Linked DNA regions of Homo sapiens: region 1 is linked to region 2. A link is a contact called in ENCODE POLR2A ChIA-PET data. All regions are on one chromosome and are shown on one strand. The core of a region is the stretch at or near the end of the contact, and the rest is flanking DNA. Distances in the headings are between cores, read along the strand shown. Region 1 holds the start of MAP3K4-AS1 (MAP3K4 antisense RNA 1). Region 2 holds the start of MTHFD1L (methylenetetrahydrofolate dehydrogenase (NADP+ dependent) 1 like).

Evidence for each region. ChIA-PET counts read pairs that join two places held with the same protein, here RNA polymerase II (POLR2A).
Region 1: POLR2A ChIA-PET joins it to region 2 with 13 read pairs in BJ. The contact joins the promoter of MAP3K4-AS1 here to the promoter of MTHFD1L in region 2. POLR2A ChIA-PET finds 5 or more read pairs at or near these places in 2 of 52 experiments (BJ and activated naive CD8-positive, alpha-beta T cell).

What each region holds. Positions count from the first base shown.
Region 1 is chr6:160,989,229-160,996,145 of GRCh38, forward strand. MAP3K4-AS1 (MAP3K4 antisense RNA 1) reads right to left here and starts at 3,114. Exons shown (of 1, transcript NR_174962.1): 1 at 1,090-3,114. MAP3K4 (mitogen-activated protein kinase kinase kinase 4) reads left to right here and starts at 2,541. Exons shown (of 27, transcript NM_005922.4): 1 at 2,541-2,855. The coding sequence starts at 2,704. RefSeq lists enhancers at 1,977-2,036, 2,057-2,126, 2,079-2,948 and silencers at 2,217-2,546, 3,009-3,303, 3,217-3,346.
Region 2 is chr6:150,864,412-150,871,596 of GRCh38, forward strand. It overlaps MTHFD1L (methylenetetrahydrofolate dehydrogenase (NADP+ dependent) 1 like), which reads left to right and starts at 1,291. Exons shown (of 28, transcript NM_015440.5): 1 at 1,291-1,638. The coding sequence starts at 1,412. RefSeq lists silencers at 1,133-1,362, 1,423-1,832, 1,993-2,192, 2,313-2,462.

The DNA.
Region 1 (6,917 bases), core at 1,864-4,363, about 10 Mb after region 2:
TGTAACTGGTTTTGTGTATGTCAAAAATGGGCTTTAAACTCATGGTAAGCAATGTTCTGAATGTTACGTAGCTCAACCTAGACTAGGTCTTCAGTAGAACCTTAGCTTTTTAAACTCATTTCAAAGTAAAGAAATTCCATAAGGGCTATGTGGATTCGGTCTTGAGGACAAAGAGTGAAAGGTAATTCTCTGAAGATTTTGTTGTCATTGTTTTTAACATGATTAGGCTGGGTGCAGTGGCTTACACCTATAATCCCAGGGTTCTGGGAGACTTGAGGCCAGGAGTTCAAGACTAGCTTGGGCAACATAGTGAGGCCTCAGCTCTACCAAAAAAAAAAAAAAAATGTTTAAAATTAGCTGGACATGGTGGTATGCATCTGTAGTCCCAGCTACAGCAGAGGCTGAGGTGGGAGGATCACTTGAGCCCAGGAAGACCCTGTCTCCAAAATAAAAAAAGAACATTATTAAAGGTAATGAGACAATGAGACCAACCATGTGCTAAACAAGAATAAAAATTTAGAGACAAAAATCTAATAACTTAAAAAAAATAACTATTTCATTAATGCAACAATACTTACTGAGTTCTACTAACACCATGTTGGGCACCAGAGACATTTGATCCCTAGGCAAAGGTCAGAAGAAGGAAGAACAGCTTCTTTCCTGAAGGAGCTTACACTATGGTGGAGAAGGCAGAAAAGAAATCTGGGGGCTGTGAGGCGCTCACTGGGAGCCCTGAAGACAAAGTGGGGGCACGGGGTGAGATGAGAGGGTTGTCAGCCAGAGAAACAGCTTTCCTGGACCCAGCATGGGGGTGGGGCGAAAAGTCACAACACTTATATTGAATATTTAGTACCAGTTAACTTAGGTTTCTATACATGATGCATTACTTGATTAGGTAAGTGTAAATTTACTTGGTTCCTGCTAAAATACATAGTATCCTCAAGTGGAAATTAAAACACAAGAACAAGCCACAGGTCTCCCGCATGCTGATTATATTTGCTAAGTGTTTTGTGACTTGGACACACGTGTCTGCATTATCAGCTAGCTTAAATTCGGTAGTCATACCAAAGAATACGTAGTACAATGCTGTTTAAAGAAGAGATTTATTTTATTATTTAACTTTTAAAGTCTCTAATATGCCTTCTAAGAAGGGTTCTGGCTCAGAAAATTGCAGAAGAAAATCGAGTAGAGAACTAGAATTACAGAAACCTAAGAAATACTTTTACTGAGCTTTCTTCACACAAGAAAATGCACGGAAATGAATTATACATGGATACCAATTTGTGATTTTTAAAAATTTGTAATTTTTTAAATTAAGATAAAAATTAGTTTATTTTTTTGAATACTTTTTTGTTTTGTTTTACCTCACCCTTTACTAAGCTGTTAGCTTGGTCTGTTGCGCTTACTGCTATATCCTCAGCATCTAGTACAGTTCCTGACACATATATGCACTTAATAAGTATTTGTCAAATGAATATTATTGAGTAAATAAGATGAAGGTCAATTCAGAAATTCAGCACTATCAGGCTATATACATAATACAGACTATTATAAAAAACTAGAATGGAGCAGTTCCTTTTAACGACGGAGAAATGTCAGTAACATACTTTGAGCACAATATAGCTAATTTCACAACTGGTCTTTAAATATAACATACCTATAATCAATTTAATGTTTTTCTTTGTTACCAGAGTTGTTCAAAACGTGCGTTTCACCTATCAAAGCTCAACTAAATGAGGTTTAAGAAATCTGCACATTTGAATGTACTTAATTTTAAAAGATTCTGGTTTTGGATTAACTCTGGATTTCACCCTATGGGAAATTTTGTAAATATTTCCAACTTAAAAAAAAACTGTGAAGCCCCAGCGCTAAGAGTAAACGATGCATTGGAATTTCAACAGGATTTCTGTAACTCTGAAATAATCTTTAGCATTTCTTCTTCCCCCCATCCCCTCAGTGTAGGAGCATTCCAGTCCAAGTTTCTGGGAGATCGCTATCGAATCTTATGACACTGGGGTGAGAAGTTTTGCCGGGTTGAAATGAGGGGGTCACTTTAATAATCTGGAATTCCGGAGACTTTATGTCAAGTCTTAAAAATTCGAGCCTGTGGAAGGCTGCGCTGTCAAGAGACCGGAGTTGCGAGCGTCTGGGTGACGTCCGTCCTCCTGGAAGGTGGGATCCGGGTGGCAGGTCCCTGGGCGGCGACTCCGGCCGGGCTCATAGCGTCGCGCCCGCCCCGCTCATCGGCCCTACCCAGCGTCCCTCCCAGACCGACGACCGCCTGGGAAGCCTCGAGCTCCCAGCCCGCTGCACAGCCCGGCTCCGCTCCACAGTCCCCCACTGCCACCGGCCGGGGCGACACCGGGCGAGCTGGCGAGACCCGGCTCCAGGACCGAATCGCGCCGACACTTGACGGCGCTCCCCGCCCCTCCCTGCCGCCGTCTCCGCCCCCGTCCGGTCGCATTCCGGCGCCCGCCGCCGCCGCCGCCACCGCCGCCGATCTGGGAGGCTTGTCCCTCGCCGCCCACCGTAGCCCCGGCGCTCGGCCGGTCGCCGTTTCCAAGATGGCCGCGGCGCGCACGGCTCCTGCGGCGGGGTAGAGGCGGAGGCGGAGTCGAGTCACTCCCGCACTTCGGGGCTCCGGTGCCCCGCGCCAGGCTGCAGCTTACTGCCCGCCGCGGCCATGCGGGGCTCCGTGCACGGATGAGAGAAGCCGCTGCCGCGCTGGTCCCTCCTCCCGCCTTTGCCGTCACGCCTGCCGCCGCCATGGAGGAGCCGCCGCCACCGCCGCCGCCGCCACCACCGCCACCGGAACCCGAGACCGAGTCAGAACCCGAGTGCTGCTTGGCGGCGAGGTGAGTGTGGCGGCCGCAGTCGGTCGCTCGCAGAAAGCGGGGCGGGTCCTGGCCCGAACTCGGTCGGGCCCGAGGGCCTCTGCTTCCCGCCAGGTGGGGAGGGAAGCATCCAGTCTCTGCAGGCTGGGGCGGGAGGGGCGCGGTGCATCCCTGGGTCCCAGGGGACCGCGTCTGAGTCTGTCCGGCGACTCCTCCCGGGGTTGCAGCTCCGCAGGGTTCCGCTCGAGCGTGTTGCCGGCTCCCCTTCCCTTGTAGACTCCCCCAGCTCACCCTCAACGTTGCGGGGGCTGGGAGCAGAGTGCGGCTGCCTCCCCTGCCGCTAGCTTCGGAAGAGTGGCCTCACTGAAGTGCCTCTCATCATTACTGAACGAAAGTGGTCCCTCCCCTCTGCCCTCATTCGAGTAAAAGAGACATTCGGAAATCGAGTGCGTACTGGCTATTTCCCCGCGTTCTCCTCCTCCTCTCCTTTTGCCCGCTCCAGAGAATGCCTGTCATCTCTTCCGTGAGAAATTGCACTTAGACTATGCAGACAGATACGTTGCTTTCCTGTTCTGAGGGCCCCTTACTGTCCTTTAGTGCTAGTATTGTGCAGATTGTTGCTCACACGTGCACAAAAGTAAGGATTCATTTGTCTAAAACTTTGCTACTGCAGGAAGCTCTAAGGTGGAACTTCGGTAACCAAAGCATTTGTTGCTTTTTCTTCCATACTCTATTAACTTATTTTTATGTCTTTATTTTTTTTTTAATTGAGAGAACAAACTCACCATAACTGAGAATTTCCCTCTTTTTACGTGCCTATGTTTGTATGTTCAAATGTCCTCTTACTCCCTGTCCTTTGCATCCCAGAGTAAACTTGCAAACTGCTGCCCCCTGTCCCCTGTAATGAAAATACCTCGGCAGCTCCTCTTGGCATCTTATGGTCTTGCTCTATGGTTCTAGGAATAAGGCAGTAAAGTGTCCTCTTTTTCCTGCTTAAAGAAAATTCACACCTGTAACTGTAGTTAGAACTGAACACAGGAGCCATATTCTTGCTTGTCATCATTCAGTTGGCCCAAACAAATTTGTTTTATTTTTATAAGCTGTGAAGAAATTAGTTGCCTCTTTTAATTCTGAGATAGTTCTGGGTACTTCTAAGGAACAACTTCTCTGAATAATGGTACAGGGTGTAATGAGAATTCCTTTGGTTCCTTTTGAATACATCTAGTATTTTTAGAAATTTTGTCAGAAAGTTTATTATAAATTTGTTAACGGATCAGTTTTCGAGCAATTTTGATACCTTTTTCTTTAAAATTAATAGTGAACACTTAACGGTTAAAATAGGCCATTGTCTTTATTTCTATTAACCCATTTAATCTTTTCAACAACTCTATGAGGTAGGTCCTGTTATACTCTCTTTTTGACAGATGAGGAAACTGAGGCACACAGTTTAAGTATCTTGTCCAGGGTTTCACAGCTGGTAATGAAGAAAGGTCTGGCTGCACAGCCCATGTCTTTAACCACCATGAAGAATTCATTATCCAAATGGGCGGATCAGAAATTAGAATTCTGTATAACCCTACTCCGGAAAGAAATGGACATGAGCATTCTTAGGTAAAAGCGAGAAGGGCAGAGAAATGAAAATGTGCTGCAAAAATGACTGCTGCTTCAGTGGTAAAAAAAAAAAAAAACTTGACTTTTCAGTCAGGCTTCTGTCTGTGTTATAATAAAAATAGGTCAGGATAATGGGTTTCATCCAACTGTAAGTGAACAGCAGTGTACGGAACAAGAAGATCTCAATATTTTTCTTAGCAACATTGCAGTTAATTTTACAATAGAAAAATCTGTAAAACAGATTACTTGACAAAGCTGTTGTTTTCTCTTTTTTATGTCCTCGTTGTCACCACCTGCTCTTCAATACATAGAACTGACCTCTGACAGAATTACTGTAGATCTTTGGTAAAAGATGTAGGGGGTCTATCCAGTTGTTCATTTGAACTTTTTTTTTTAACCATTTTAGAGGAGCTCAGTGTACGTGTTCAAAATGTGTGAAATGCCACCTCTTTTTTTTTTTTACAATTTTCTTTTTTATTTTATTTTCAATAGTTTTTGGGGTACAGGTGTTTTTTGGTTACATGGATAAGTTCTGTAGTGGTGATTTCTAAGATTTTGGTGCACCTGTCACCCAAGCAATGTACACTGTACCAAATATGTAGTCTATTCCTCACCCCGCTCTGAGCCTTCCCCCGAGTCTTCAAAGTCCATTATATCATTCTTACGCCTTTGCATCCTCCTAGCTTAGCTCTCACTTATAAGTGAATACGATGTTTGGTTTTCCATTCCTGAGTGACTTCACTTAGAGTAATGGCCTCCAGCTCCATCCAAGTTGCTGCAGTTGCCATTATTTCGTTGTTTCATGGCTGAGTAGTAGTCCATGGTGTATATATGCCACATTTTCTTTATCCACTCATTGGTTGATGGGCATTTAGGTTGGTTCCATATTTTTGCAGTTGTGAATTGCGAATTGCTGCTATAAACGTGTGTACATGTGTCTTTTTCATATGATTAGTTGTTTTCCTTTGGGTAGATACTCAGTAGTGGGATTGCTGGATCAAATGGTAGTTCTACTTTTAGTTTTTAGGTTTTTTTAGTTTTTTTTGAGACAGAGTCTTTCTCTGTTGCCCAGGCTGGAGTGCAGTGGCGTGATCTCAGCTCGCTGCAACCTCTGCCTCCCGAGTTCGAGCAATTCTCCTGCCTCAGCCTCCCGGGTAGCTGGGATTATAGGTGCCTGCCACCAGGTCCAGCTCATTTTTGTATTTTTAGTAGAGACAAGGTTTCACCAAGTTGGTCAGGCTTGTCTTGAACTCCTGACCTCGTGATCCGCCCATCTTGGCCTCCCAAAGTGTTGGGATTACAGGCGTGAGCCACTGCGCCTGGCCAGTTTTTTAAGGAATCTCCATATTGTTTTCCACAGTAGTTGTACTAGTTTACATTCCCACCAGCAGTGTATAAGAGTTCCCTTCTCACCACATCCATGCCATTGTCTATTTTTTTAATTATTATTTTTAAATTATGGCCATTCTTGCAGGAGTAAGGTGGTATCTCATTGTGGTTTTAATTTGCATTTCCCTGATAATTAGTGATGTTGAGCATTTTTTCTTATGTTTGTTGAAAATGTGTGAAATGCCACCTTTTAATACATTGGAAACCAATAATGTGATAATTTATGCTACCAGGTTAACTGGTTTTGCCACAGACTAGAATAAAACTCTGTTTGCCATCTTTGTCACATACTTTATGTCTGTGTGTCATTGATTAGGAAGGTTGTGTTAATGCACAGGCCTTTTGTAGAATTCAGGCCTGTACATGTTGGCCTCCAAAGCTGTGCAGCAAGTGTGCCATCGTGGCAGGTGCAGCCAGCCCAGCACATCTGCCTAGTGTGTGCTTTCCTCCTGACCCAAGAGTGTTATGCAGTGACCCAGCAACACAAAACAGGCAGAGAGGTCATAGTACTCTATTCCAGTTTTATTGCTTGCTGTCAGTTGTGGATACTTTTGTCCTTATTTTTGATAAAGAATTCATGATAAGGATAGCTGTTGTTATTGTTAGTGATTAAATTTTGAAATAAACATTGCTTATCATTTCTTTTTCAAGCTTCTGGGGCAGTTTTAGGAGGATCCTGAGGTGACTAGGAGAGCTATTAAAACTAATTTGGAACAATTTACCTTTGTGACTTATTGGATCTGTACACCTAAAACACAGAATAAATTGGATATTAAGGCTGATATAATGCTCTTGTTTACTATAACCTTTCATTTAAAATATTTATATTAAAAATAGCCTCATTGTTCTCATTGTCCTTATGAGTACATGCTGCATAAATTTAACAATTAACTTTTTTTAAAAAATGAATTATTTACTTTATATATTTATTGTAAATTCATTTGAAAAACTGGATTTCCTACTAAAAAACTAGTTGAATGTCGTCACTCCTAGGCAATTTGCTCTGCCTCTCGGCTTGAATGTCCACCTTGAGCCTGTGTGTTTCAGTCTTGACCTTGTATGTCAACTGTTCTCCCTGGCAAA
Region 2 (7,185 bases), core at 41-2,540:
GCTGGGTCCACTGTCACGTTTTATCCATGTCTGTGTGGATTTTCTCTGTCTTCTGGTGTCCTGTCACATCCCAAAGCCGTGCAGTGCACTTTAGGTAAATTGGTGCATCTACACGATCCGAGTGTGAGTGTGGGTGTGTGTGAGCACACCCTGTGAGGTGCCCTGAGTTGGAATAAGCCGGTAAAAATGATCTCACTTTTATTAATCTTTATTTTTCTCTAAGCGAGAGGGATAGGGGGTGTTTAAAAAAAACTTTTTCTTTGAGACAGAGCTGTGCTCTGTCGCCCAGGCTAGAGTACAGTGACATGATCTCGGCTCACTGCAACCTCTGGCTCCTGGGTTCAAGCGATTCTCCTGCCTCAGCCTCCCGAGTAGCTGAGAATACAGGCACGCGCCACCACACCCAGCCAATTTTCTGTATTTTTAGTAGAGATGGGGTTTCGCCATGTTGGCCAAGCTGGTCTTGAACTTCTGGCCTCACGTGATCTGCCCACCTCAGCCTCCCAAAGTGTTGGGATTATAGGCGTGAGCTAAAAATCTTCCTTAAATATATGCATGGCTCACACTTATTTCAATGTTTAATATTAGAAGTGTTTTGGTCTTTATTTCGAAGTTTAGGGGCGATTTTGTGACCACAGATATGTTGTAGGAACTTCACTCATATCAATTAGCCTGTGGTCAAACTGTTTTCCTTACAGTCATTTGGCTTAAAGTTTCAGTTTCCAAGAACCCCTCCACGATGTTAGGTGAGGACTTAGGGAATGTGGAGATGACCTAAAGTTTATGATGGGAAGATGTGTGTAGGTGATATGCAAACACTTTTTTTTTTTTTTTTTTTTACCAAGGACTTGAGCATTTGTGGACGTGGGTCCCCTGGAGGGGCCCTGGAACCAATCAGGACTATAAAATCCTTTTAAGGTTTTAAGAAGAGCATTGTTATCTCTGTGGTACTGACGAAGACCCCGCAAGCTCACCGAGATTAAGTGCCCCTGCCTAAGGTTACAAAGCCTCTTATCCTCAGGCCACCTCCAGTACAGCAAATCCAAGCCCTCCCGTCTAAACTTGGCGCCCTGAGTACCAAGGGTCACCTCGGCCTTTCAGGCTGAAGGGAGGGAGGCTGAGTCTCAGGGCAGAGTCTGAGTCCCACTCCGCACCCCACCCTCTGTCTGGTACAGCTTACCAAACCAAAGTGCCCAAAGCCGTGACATCCCGGCCGGCGGCTCGCAGGCCCCCGCCCTCCGCACGTCACGGCCGCCGGGTGCAGTGCCCCCTAGGGGCCCCTGGGACGAGGAGGAAGCGCCAGGTCCTTCCCGCCGCCGCCGCCGCCGCCGCCGCCTGCTCCCCTGGCACGCGCCCCGCCGCCCTCGGCAGCCGCAGCTCCGTGTCCCCTGAGAACCAGCCGTCCCGCGCCATGGGCACGCGTCTGCCGCTCGTCCTGCGCCAGCTCCGCCGCCCGCCCCAGCCCCCGGGCCCTCCGCGCCGCCTCCGTGTGCCCTGTCGCGCTAGCAGCGGCGGCGGCGGAGGCGGCGGCGGTGGCCGGGAGGGCCTGCTTGGACAGCGGCGGCCGCAGGATGGCCAGGCCCGGAGCAGCTGCAGCCCCGGCGGCCGAACGCCCGCGGCGCGGGACTCCATCGTCAGGTGAGTGTCGGGTCTGGCCCTGGCCCAGGTCTCCAGCGGCTGTGGCCCCGACCCAGGGGCGGAGCGCCCGGGACCGCCGTGGGGAGCGGGGCGCGGGGCTGCGAGTGTTTGGTGCCAACTCATTAGGGGGGCCGGGCGGTGTGTCGGGAAACGCGGGCTTGGGCACTGCGGCCGGGAGCGCTGGCGGAGAACGGGGGATCCAGTACCCGACCGGGCCCGCAGCGCAGGTGGGCGTGGGCATCTCCAATGGGCGCCTAGCGGCATGGACCGCACGCCCGGCTCCACGTGCGCAGCCGGCCGCCGGCTCTGATGCAATCGCGCCGGGCGCGACCCAGACGGTAAAGGGGCGGTGCGGCTGGGGCGGAAACCAGGGGAGGGGGCGAGGAGCAGGAGGAGGGCGGGGCTGCGGCTCGGCGCGCCGGCTGGCCCGGGGTTCGGGAAGGGCAAGCGGAGCTCGGGAGAGGCGGGCTCGGGCCCAGCGCCGCCCGCGCGAAGCTCCCTGGTGTTGTGCGCCCTTCCCCGCGCGCGGCCCCTCCTGCTGGGCTGGGGTCTGTGGCTGACGTCCGCTTTTCCCGGAACGGCAAAGGTGGAGCCGGGCCCCCGGGACAGCCGCCGGGGGGAATCCGAGAGGTCTCAGCGCTGGTTTCCAGCTTCGCCGCGCAGCGCCCACGGAGTCCCCGCGCAGCTGGGTTTGCAGGGTTTTCTGCGGGCCCAGAGCGAACTGGGAGCCCCGGGCCCGGCCTTTCCCGTCCCGGTCCCCGCCCCTGGGCTCCAGCCTTCCCCGCCCTCGCCCAGAGGGGCGCACGGGTCTCGGGCCTTGCAGGGCGAGCCCTTCGGGACAACTTGGGGGTGGCAAGAAAGCCCCTTCCGCCTCCCTCGGAACTGGGATTAGGAACGAGTTCCAGGATGCGGTTTCCCCGGCCAGCGGACCACCTCCTCCATTCACATCCTCTTCCCTTTCCTTCTAGCCTTCTTTCTTAGTCATTGCCTGCTTGCCTTTCTCTCTGCCTTTCCTTCCTCCCTCTGCTCTCCCATTTTCCTCCCCACTCCCCTTCTCCCATCTCAGTAAAATACGTTTCCTAGGCTCTTTATTATGTGGCGGATGATTTTAAGGGGCCATTTATTTAGTTTTTCTTGTTCTCTGTCTTCTTTTTCTTTTAGAAATGGAGTCTCGCTTTGTTGCTCAGGCTGGAGTTCAGTGGTGCCATCTCGGCTCAATGCAGCCTCCGCCTCCTGGGCTCAAGCGATTCTCCCGCCTTAGCCTCCAGTGTAACTGGGACCACAGGTGTGCGCTACCATGCCCGGATTATTTTATTTTATTTTCATAGAGACAGAGCACCACTCTGTTACCAGGCTGGTCTGGAACTCCTGGGCGCAAGCCATCATCCCTGCCCCCAAAAGCGCTGGGATTAATTACACGTCAGGTCATTAGGTTTTAACCTGCACGTTGCTGAGACTCATCTTACCGGTTAGAGTCTGAAGCCAGGATAGGCGGCAAAAAAACTTCTCCCGTCATGCTGTTTTATTTTCTAGGTAAACTGATTATTACCTGAAACTTCCTTCTTTGCTCATTTCTTGTCTGTCTCACCCACCTGGAATATGAGCTTCATGAGACAGCCGTCTCTTCGGTGCTATATCCTAGGTCCTGGAGAGAGTGCCCAGCATGTAATAAGCACTTGTGAAATGGTTACAGAAGGAATGCTTCAAGATTTGGGGTCATCTGTGGGTTTTATTCATACATATTCTTTTTTTTTTTTTTTTTTTTTGAGACGGAGTCTTGCTCTGTCACTCAGGCTGGAGTGCAATGGCACGATCTTGGCTCCCTGCAACCTCTGCCTCCCAGGTTCAGGCGATTCCCCTGCCTCAGCCTCCCGAGTAGCTGGGATTACAGGAGCACGCCACCACGCCCGGCTAATTTTTGTATTTTGAGTAAAGACAGGATGTCTCACCATGTTGGCCAGGCTGGTCTTGAACTCCTGACCTCAGGTGATCCGACTGCCTTGGCCTCCCAAAGTGTTGGGATTACAGGCGTGACCCACCGCGCCTGGGCTATTCATGCATACTTTTAGGTTTAAAGCCATGACTGCCTTAGAGATGAGTAAAGAGGTTAGTAGGGGGCTTTAGGGCCTGCACTGGGTTCTCCAAACTCAATTCCTTCAGGAAAATGGGAGGAGTAACAGTACTTACCTCAAGGGGTTATGGAAACAATTATGTGAGAGGACACATGCAAAATACATAGCCCAGGACTGTCACATACAAGACAAGTCCCTCAACAAATGGTGGCTATTAATTTTTTTTTTTTTTTTTTGAGACGGAATCTCACTCTGTCGCACAGGTTGGAGTGCAGTGGCGGGATCTCGGCTCACTGCAACCTCCGCCTCCCGGGTTCAAGCGATTCCCCTGCCTCAGCCTCCTGAGTAGCTGGGATTACAGGCTCGCACTACCACGCCTGGCTTATTTTGTGTTTTTAGTAGAGACGGGGTTTCACCATGTTGGCCAGGCTGGTCTCAAACTCCTGACCTCGTGATCTGCCTGCCTCAGCCTCCCAAAGTGCTGGGATTACAGGTGTGAGCTACCATGCCCAGCAATATTTTTACAATTCACTAAGCCAGGGGTCCACAGACGTTTTATATATAATGGGCCAGATAGTAAATATTTTAGGTTTAGTGATCCTAGAGGCAAATCAAAATTATTAGTAGGTACATTTATAACAAGAGAAAAGACAAATTTAGGCCAGGCACCATGGTTCATGCCTGTAATCCCAGCACTTTGAGAGGCCAAAGTGGGATGATCACATTCCCAGGAGTTCAAGACCAGCCTGGGCAACATAGTGAGACACCCATCTCTGTAAAAAATTTTAAAAAATTAACTGGGCGTGGCGCGTGCCTGTAGTTCCAGCTACTCAGAAGGCTGAGGCAGGAGGATCACTTGAGCCCAGGAGGTCAAGGCTACAGTGAGCGGAGATTGCGCTACTGCACTGCAGCCTGGGCAATGGAGTGAGACCTTATTTTTTATTTTTGCAATTAAGTATTTTTAATTAAGGTATGTACATTTTTTAGACAATGCTTTTGCACACTTAATAGATGGCAGTATAGGGTAACCATAACTTTTATTTTTATTTTCTATTTTACTTTAAGTTCTGGGAAACGTGCCGAACGTGCAGGTTTGTTACATAGGTATACATGCGCCATGGTGGTTTGCTGCACCCATCAACCCGTCATCTAGGTTTTAAGCCCCACATGCATTAGGTATTTGTCCTAATGCTCTCCCTCCTCTTGCCCTCCCACCCCCTGACAGACCCTGGTGTGTGATGTTCCCCTCCCTGGGTCCACGTGTTCTTATTGTTCAACTCCCACTTATGAGTGAGAACATGGGGTGTTTGGTTTCTGTTCCTGTGTTGGTTTGCTGAGGATGATGGTTTCCAGCTTCTTCCATGTCCCTGCAGAGGACATGAACTCATGCTTTCTTATGGCTGCAATTTTATTTTTGTAGAGATGAAGTCTCACTATGTTGGCCAGGCTGGTCTCAAACTCCTGGGTTCAAGTGATCCTGCTGCCTCAGCCTCCCAAAGTGCTGAGATTGCAGGCATGAGCCACCACGCCTGGCTATATTGTACCTTTCAATTGAGTTATGTGCATGGTTTACTGAAACTCTAGCCCTGAATTGATTCTCCGAGGATTGGAGCAAAGTGGGTGGGGGTGTGTGTCAGCTAGAAGTCACCTGGAATAGACATCCAGGAGCGGAAGTGTATTAGTCAGAAAAATTAAAGAATGAGCTCCCTCAAAAGCATAGTGACCTGTTGTTCCTGGTGATGGGACTAGATGACCATAATCCCTCAGCCTCCCAAGTAGCTGGGATTACAGGCAGGCACCACCACACCCAGCTAATTTTTGTATTTTTAGTAGAGACGGGGTTTCACCATGTTGGCCAGGCTAGTCTTGAACTCCTGACCTCAAATGATCCACCCGCCTTGGCCTCCCAAAGTGTTGGGATTACAGGCATGAGCCACTGCCCCTGGCCAGTAATAATACATTCTGTATAATAGTCACAGTAATGGTGAAAATAACAAAGCTGCTGCTGATGGCTTAGTTCTGAGTTTTAGCTACACATGGCAACCTAGCTAGAGAGCTCACATTCCTTCCCACTGTCCTCAACCAAAGTGGAAGCTCACAAGGCCATTTTTCTGCCCCAAGGACATGAAAATCTCTGATTAGAAACATTTATGCTACTTTTTGGATTTATTGAGCCTAATGACTCCTTTTTCTTTCTTGCTTTGTCACTGTAGGAATGAGTAACCCCAAAAAATGAAACATTACACATATAACAAGTTGTAGGGAGCATGAACCTATTTTGTTTTATTAGCTTGGGTGGTAGTAGCGTTGAACTCCTTTACATACCTGTACAGGCACCCCTAAGATATTGTGGGTTCAGTTGCAGACCACTGCAATAAGGGGAATATCGCAGTAAAACGAGTCACACAAATTTTGTAGTTTCCCAGTGCATATAAAAGTTATGTTTAGACAATACTGTAGCCTATTAAGTATGCACTAGCGTTTTGTCTAAAAAAAAACCCATATATAAGGCCGGGCGTGGTAGCTCATGACTGTAATCCCAGCACTTTGGGAGGCTGAAGTGGGTGGATCACGAGGTCAGGAGTTCGAGACCAGCCTGGCCAACATAGTAAAACCCTGTCTCTACTAAAAATACAAAAATTAGCCAGGCATGGTGGTGTGCGCCTGTAGTCCTGGCCACTTGGGAGGCTGAGGCAGGAGAATCGCTTTAACCCGGGAGGTGGAGGTTGTGGGGAGGCGGAGGTTGTGGTAAGCCACTACACTCCAGCCTGGGAAACAGAGCGAGACTCCGTCTCAAAACAAAACAAAACAAAAAAACCCAAAAAACATATATATATATATTATATATATAAAATATATATAATATAATATACCTTAATTATAATATAATATAATTATATATACCTTAATTTATATATATACCTTATAATATATATACCTTAATATATATACCTTAATTATATATATACACACCTTAATATATATATAATATATATTAATATATATCTTAATATATATATATAAGGTAATATATATATACACCTTAATAATAATATATATACCTTAATTTTAAAATACTTTATTACCAAGAAATGCCAGTGATCTGGTGGAGGATTTGCCTAGATGTTGATGGTTATTGACTGATCAGGGTGATTGCTAAAGATTAGGGTGGCTGTGGCAGTTTTTTAAAGTAAGACAATGAGGTTTGCTGTATTGATGGAACTCTTCCTTTCCTGGAAGATTTCTCTGTAGCAGTGCTACAGAGAAAATGGTAACATTTTACCCACAGTAGTAGGACTTCTTTCAAAATGGGCGTCAATCCTCTCAAACCCTGCAACTGCTTTACCAAGTACTTGATATCAACTACTGTAATCTTTTTTTTTTTTTTTTTTTTTTTTGAGATGGAATCTTGCTCTGTCGCCCAGGCTGGACTGCAGTGCTGCGATCTCGGCTCGCTGGAACCTCCGCCTCTCAG